Regions from separate parts of the Homo sapiens genome. Here region 1 is linked to region 2. A link is an interaction called in ENCODE POLR2A ChIA-PET data of the cell type or tissue named here. Cell type or tissue: OCI-LY7. All regions are shown on one strand. Links, peaks and the distances in the headings refer to the core of each region. The heading gives the core; the rest is flanking DNA.

Region 1 (2,917 bases), core at 308-2,807, 970 kb after region 2:
GCAATCTCGGTTCACTAGCAGATAATACCAACTCCGTGGTACTTTAAAAGGAAGTATAACAATCTAGTAGTTGTTCAAAAAGTATTGCAAATAAGACTTCATTTTCTTGTCTATATAAACTGTTGAGTAGAGTTGGCATGATGTAAATAGTAACGATAGTTTTTCTAACTTTGAGAGCAAAACGTGAGAAATTGACCTTGAAACGAGTCCTAAAGACATCAGCAACTTGAAAGATGTTTTTTAAGTACTTGGGAAATTTTGAAGACTTGTGAGGTGATTGTCCTGATCTTATAGCAGTAGTTTTTCCAGCAGTTCTAGCAAAAAGTTTTGGGTATTGAAAATGTAAAGATATATTCCTTTTCTCATTTATAAATAGACAAGAGGGAAACCTGATTTCCCTGTATCCTATTATATTTTAGGCTTCTCATGCAAGCACAGATGCCATGGTTATTTTAGGTGTCATTTTTAAAAATTATATAGCTCATTTATAAACCTTTATTTTTTAAACCTTTTTTATATTACTGCTGTCCTTATCAGATCATTCTAGCAATGCCAAAATTATGATAGTGGCTTCTGAAAATATTTGAAAAATCTAAAAAGATGATACTACCTATTTTTTTGATACTATTTTAAATTAATGATTAACATATTGGAACTTTAGATATGTCTACGTGGTAAAAGTAATCAAATGAATGTGTTCAGAAATACTTGGCTGTGGAGTTACAATCCCATCATCTTTTGTTGTCATAACGATATAGAGACCTACAGAGTTGAAACAGTGAAACCTGGAAAGATTGTCTGGCAGGAAGACCCTCGTTTACAAGACAGCAGTTCAGAAGAGGAAGATGTTACTGAAGAAACAGATCACAGAAACTCCAGTCCTGGGTAAACAATTTGTTTCTTTGCAGGCATAGTTCATAATTTGTAAAATCTGAATTAGACATACTTTAGAAATATTTTAGCTTCTCTTCACATGACAACTAAATTGTCTTAGCTTCTTTTTTTATTTTATTTTTTTTTTTTGAGACGGAGTGTTGCTCTGTCGCCCAGGCTGTAGTGCAATGGCATGATCTCAGCTCACTGCAACCTCCGCCTCCCAGATTCAAGCAATTCTCCTGTCCCAGCCTCCCAAGTAGCTGGGATTACAGGCACGTGCCAACCACACCTGGCTAATTTTTGTATTTTTAGTAGAGGCGAGGTTTCACCATGTTGGCCAGGCTGGTTTCGAACTCCTGACCTCAAGTAATCTGCCCACCTTGGCCTCCCAAAGTGCTAGGATTACAGGCGCCCTGCCACTGAGCCTGGACATCTCAGTTTCTTTAGAGTGTTCTCTAGCCTTTTTATAATGGAGAGTGTGTTTCCTTTTCCATGAGATTTGGATAGCACTAAGGGGAAGATAGTTTGTGCATAGAAAAGGGAAGGTGGCCTGACAGTGAAGTCACTGGTCTGGAAACAGGATGTTGCAGTTGACTGGGTGCCTACCCATGGGAGGCACTGGCAAATGGGGTAGCAATGGTGGGAGTGAGAGTATCAGCAACCAACACAGGAAAGATAGAGGTTCTACTTAAACAAGTCTTCATTATCAAAGCTTCAGATAGAAGAATGTTAGAGGGAGGGTTGTTTTAACTCAGGGCAAAATGCACAAAATACAAAGCAGATATATTTAAGAGTCTCGCTCACCTGGATTCTAGGGGGAAATGAAAAAAGATATATTTAAGAAATAGTGTATTTATGTTTTGAATGTAAATATTTCTTCTTAAATATTGAAATTAAACCAACCAATACCTATTTTTCTCTCTCCTTTGTCCCTTTCTTTTCAGAGAAGCATCATTACTTGAGAAAGAGACCACTAGATTTTTCTTTTTCTCTAAGAATGATGAACGACTTCAAGGTCAGTCCATTTTTTTCATCAAATTACATACATAGAACAGGTAATAATACAGCTACAGTAATTCACATCCAGGAATTTTGACCGTTGGTAATGTCATGTGGTTTAACCCCATTTGTTCACACTGATGAATGTTAACTTGTAAAGCTGTCAAGGTCTGAGAGCTCCCCACTCACCACTTTCTTTGCCCGCTCATTCTCATCAACAAAGGGTTGTTTTGTTCCAAGGGCTTCCTTAGATGTTAGACATATAAAACCCCTAAGTTTTAGTGCCATAAATTCCATGTGAAAACTCAGGCTGTTGGGGAGCTCATTTCTTAAAGCCTAGCATAAACAAAGTTACATAATAGTAAATGATATATATAAACAGTAAAAGCAATATTATATTTTTCATTTGGAAAGAAAAAATACTAATTTTTGAAAATAGGTAGAAACTGAGGGAAAAGAATGATCTTAACTGGTATTCGAGACCTTGATAATGCCAACACTTAGAATATTACCAATTTTAGTAGTAGTTTGCTGCCTCATCTTTCTTCTTTTTCCCCTAATAGGTTCTGACTTATTCTGGAGAGGAGTAGGAAGTAATATGAGCAGGAACTCTTGGGAGGCCAGAACAACCAACCTGCGTATGGTGAGTAATTGTTTCTCCATATTATTTCCTAAAATAGACATGTTACCTATCTAGAATTACAGTCCTGGAAGGGAACTCATGAATGGTATAGGTGAGGAGACTGCAGACTGGCTCAATTGAGTGACTGGTCTCAGAATCCAGCCAAGCCTATTAAGTAACACGAAAGCATCAGATTTTTAAAGACTGAATTATAGTTCCCATTATAAACAGTTAATGCCAAAAATGCCAATATCCCCTCTTCATTTCAAAAGAGCACTTTCAAAATAGGTTTCCACAGCCCTGACAGTGAGAATAACCTGTTTTACTTCTATCTACTGAACATCTTAAAAACAATTTGTTTATTGCTAACCAAGTCTTTTTTTTTTCCTAGGATTGTCGAAAGAAACATAAAGACGCAAA
Region 2 (2,917 bases), core at 246-2,745:
ATGCTGAGTGGGGACTTTCATCAAACGCCTGCTTAAAAGCAGGGAGGGAAGTTGCAGACTCACCGTTCTGCTGATACACGGGGGCGTTGGCTTGGGATTGTCGGCTCTCCTGAATGAGGTGGAGGGTCAGAAATGAGCCCACTGAGCTGCAGCGCCCACCTGCCCAGCCACTGCACTCTCACCACCTCCCACCCCGGATTTCACAACCTCACCTCCCCGGTGCCCAGGCCGCAGGTGCTGAGGTGTGGCGGGCTGGTCCCTGGGTCGGAGCCACGGTCGGCGTCTGTGTCCTCGCTGAGCATGTCCTCTGCCTTGTCCATGACATCCTTCATCTGCTCGATGAACGTTTCCCGCTCGGCCTGCAGGATAAAGTCATGCTCCACCTGCAAAGGGACATACTGCCAGTGAGGACCAGCTGCAAGGCCAAGACCACCCTAGGTCTTCATCTGGATTGACGGATGTCTACCCTGTACCAGGCCCCAAGGGAAGAATGGTGAAAGGGTGCAGTCCCCAAGACAGGGGCTGGACAGCTCAGCAAGTGACATGGATGGCCCCAGGATGGGAGGAGAGCAGCCTCATCTTGAGAAGCAACTCCCTCCTCCAAGCATGGGACCTGGGCCAGCAATGCCCTGCCCCAGCTGGAGCTGGTTACAGACCCTGAGGCCGGTCCAGCCATCTTCAGAACAGGTAAGTGCATAGGATGCAGGGGGCCGAGGACGGGGACTGGGAAGAGGGGAGGGGGTCCATCTGGGCACAGGTGCCCAGGCAGTCATGACAGACAAGAAGGATGGATTTGAAGGCAAAGGTTCCAGCCAGCAGGAGGTTGTGGGGGACAGAAAGCAACAGGGGGACGGGAAGGTTATAGCAGGATGGCCATATGTCACCTGTCGGTCTGCGCACCCCCTGCTCTCCCAGCCTCAGGCTTTGACCTTCAACTATGGCCCGGGCACACAGGCAAGCGTGGCCTGATGTCCAACGAGCAGCTCCTGTCATGGCTGAGGGGAGGTCCCACACCACAGCCTGAATGCCACGAAGCCTCCAGACCAGGGGCTCAGGAGATGTCCACAGTCTCCAACTTTCACAGTGGGCATGTGGCCCTGGGCTCACACCGGCTCTGGCTAAATCCTCGGCCATTCAGGCAGAGAAAATGCTGTGCATCTCATAAAACCATAACCAATGGAAGAGGTCAGCCTGTGCCACCACCCAGTGGGGTCCAGACCCTGCCCCTTTCCTGCCATGGCACCTCCTCCCAGGCAGACACCTCTGCAGTCACCGAGATGCTCTAGGCCCTGCCTGGGGCATCTGTGGTCTCAGATCCCTTCTAGGATGGGCACATCTGCCCTACTATAAACAGCTGGCTGAAAAGCAGAGCTCCTCTGCGCTCCACACTCCCCTGGCACCCCAGACCCCAACCCCAGGAGCACCACCTGCATACACCTCCAGACAAAGTGCTGGCTTGTGCTGTGTTCCGTGATTCACCACTTAATTTAGTGTAACATGTGACTGCAATGTTGTCTAAGAGGAGTACACTGTGGCCAAAGTTGGAACATCCAGCCAGCTGTGACTGGAGTGCCACATACGAGAATTTAAGCAACGTTCCAATTTTGTGAAATTTTCACTAAACAAAACTGAACTAGAACCCCTTTGCAACTAGAAAATGTTTTCCTATTATGTTTCTTTTCAAGTATGTTGAGAATAAAATTAACTTGAAAACAAAATAAAAATCTAAAAATACAAGGTCCAGGTAAAACCTGGCATTAGAATCCACGCCAATTAAATGAAACTTCTGCAGTTCCACCTTTACTAAGGGGCTGGCAAGGTCGTCATGGTCAGAATGATGAACCCAAGGCCTGCCGACCTCTAACCACTGATGGGACATTCAGGGACAGCTGGTACCTCACACTCACAGAAAGACAGTCCACAGGGCGGGCAGAAGCTTGTCTAAACAGCGCCTGTCCCACAGGCCACACACCCACCCTTCAACTCGAACCTCTGGAGCCAGTCTGTCCCTGGGATAGGAATGGGCTGTGAGGAGGAGGGCTGCTGGGCTGTTTTTATGGACCAAATTTGTATATCTGTAGCATGCTTACTTCACACAGGTATGTTAGGTGACTTGGTTTACTAAGATGGCAGAAAAAGCAATAAAATGAGAGGAGTATCCGAGTGCTGAGTGAAAAAAACAAGGCTGAGAAGATGCTATTTTTACAAAGCACACAGCTAAAGATAGCCCCATTGCTTACTGTGCAGGACTTACATGTGTGCAGCTCACAAAGACTCACACACAGAGACACACAAGAAGACTGAAAACCAGGGGGCCAGTGGACACGACACAGGCTGATGTGGCTGATGTCGCATGTGTGGCTTCCTGCTCGGGCAGGCAAGCACTGGAAGCGTCAGCCGCACATGCAGCATCAGCTGGTGGCTGAGTGATAACTTCACGGGTGTTCACTTTATTATTATGCTTTATCATGTTTGAAACACATGTGTATAAAGTAATACAAGACACAGGTTTAAAACACAGTAAGATGAGAGAAGAAATGTTCTCCAGTTTCAGTGGCCCAGTGAGGACCTGGTGTTTGTGCTGCGCTGACGAACCAGCTGCTTGCTGCTGACAAAGACTCCTCCCTGACCAAAGCGCAGCTCACGCCTCTGACCCTCCAACTAGGCTTGACTAGGCCCCATCATGTCTTCAGCCTAAGCCAGTTGTAGAAAGAATTCCCAGCCTTTGTATCTGACCATATTCCTCATCTCCCACCTTTGAGGTTGAACAAAGCCTCTCACCCACCCCCAGCAAGGATCCTGTTACGAGGGTTTCTCCAGAATCCCTGACCTTGATGTCTCCTCTTAGCTATTTTCCAGCCACCCATCACCACACTGCTCCTCTGCTACCAATCCCCTGTGGTCTCTGCTGCATTTG

What was found. Peaks named below come from ENCODE experiments on the same cell type or tissue, not always from the same donor. Only the 100,000 strongest peaks of a DNase experiment are listed, where the experiment ranks them.
Region 1: POLR2A ChIA-PET joins it to region 2 with 6 read pairs; 1 of 35 experiments calls an interaction of 5 or more read pairs at or near these places.

The regions. Positions count from the first base shown.
Region 1 is chr9:92,297,858-92,300,774 of GRCh38, reverse strand. It overlaps NOL8 (nucleolar protein 8), which reads left to right. Exons shown (of 17, transcript NM_017948.6): 14 at 759-885; 15 at 1,821-1,891; 16 at 2,439-2,518; 17 at 2,889-2,917. Among named protein-coding and RNA genes, the nearest start is that of IARS1, 5.6 kb to the right of the region's middle. In OCI-LY7, for the core only: no CTCF peak of the experiment used is centred there; a DNase peak (open chromatin) is centred at 1,474; H3K4me3 peaks cover 1,053 bases; H3K27ac peaks cover 2,412 bases.
Region 2 is chr9:93,265,212-93,268,128 of GRCh38, reverse strand. WNK2 (WNK lysine deficient protein kinase 2) reads right to left here. Exons shown (of 30, transcript NM_006648.4): 17 at 213-383; 18 at 64-109. It overlaps LOC124902214 (a long non-coding RNA gene), which reads left to right. Exons shown (of 2, transcript XR_007061668.1): 1 at 1-687; 2 at 2,549-2,917. Among named protein-coding and RNA genes, the nearest start is that of WNK2, 83 kb to the right of the region's middle. In OCI-LY7, for the core only: no CTCF peak of the experiment used is centred there; DNase peaks (open chromatin) are centred at 408, 1,338, 1,913 and 2,328; H3K4me3 peaks cover 2,500 bases; H3K27ac peaks cover 2,500 bases.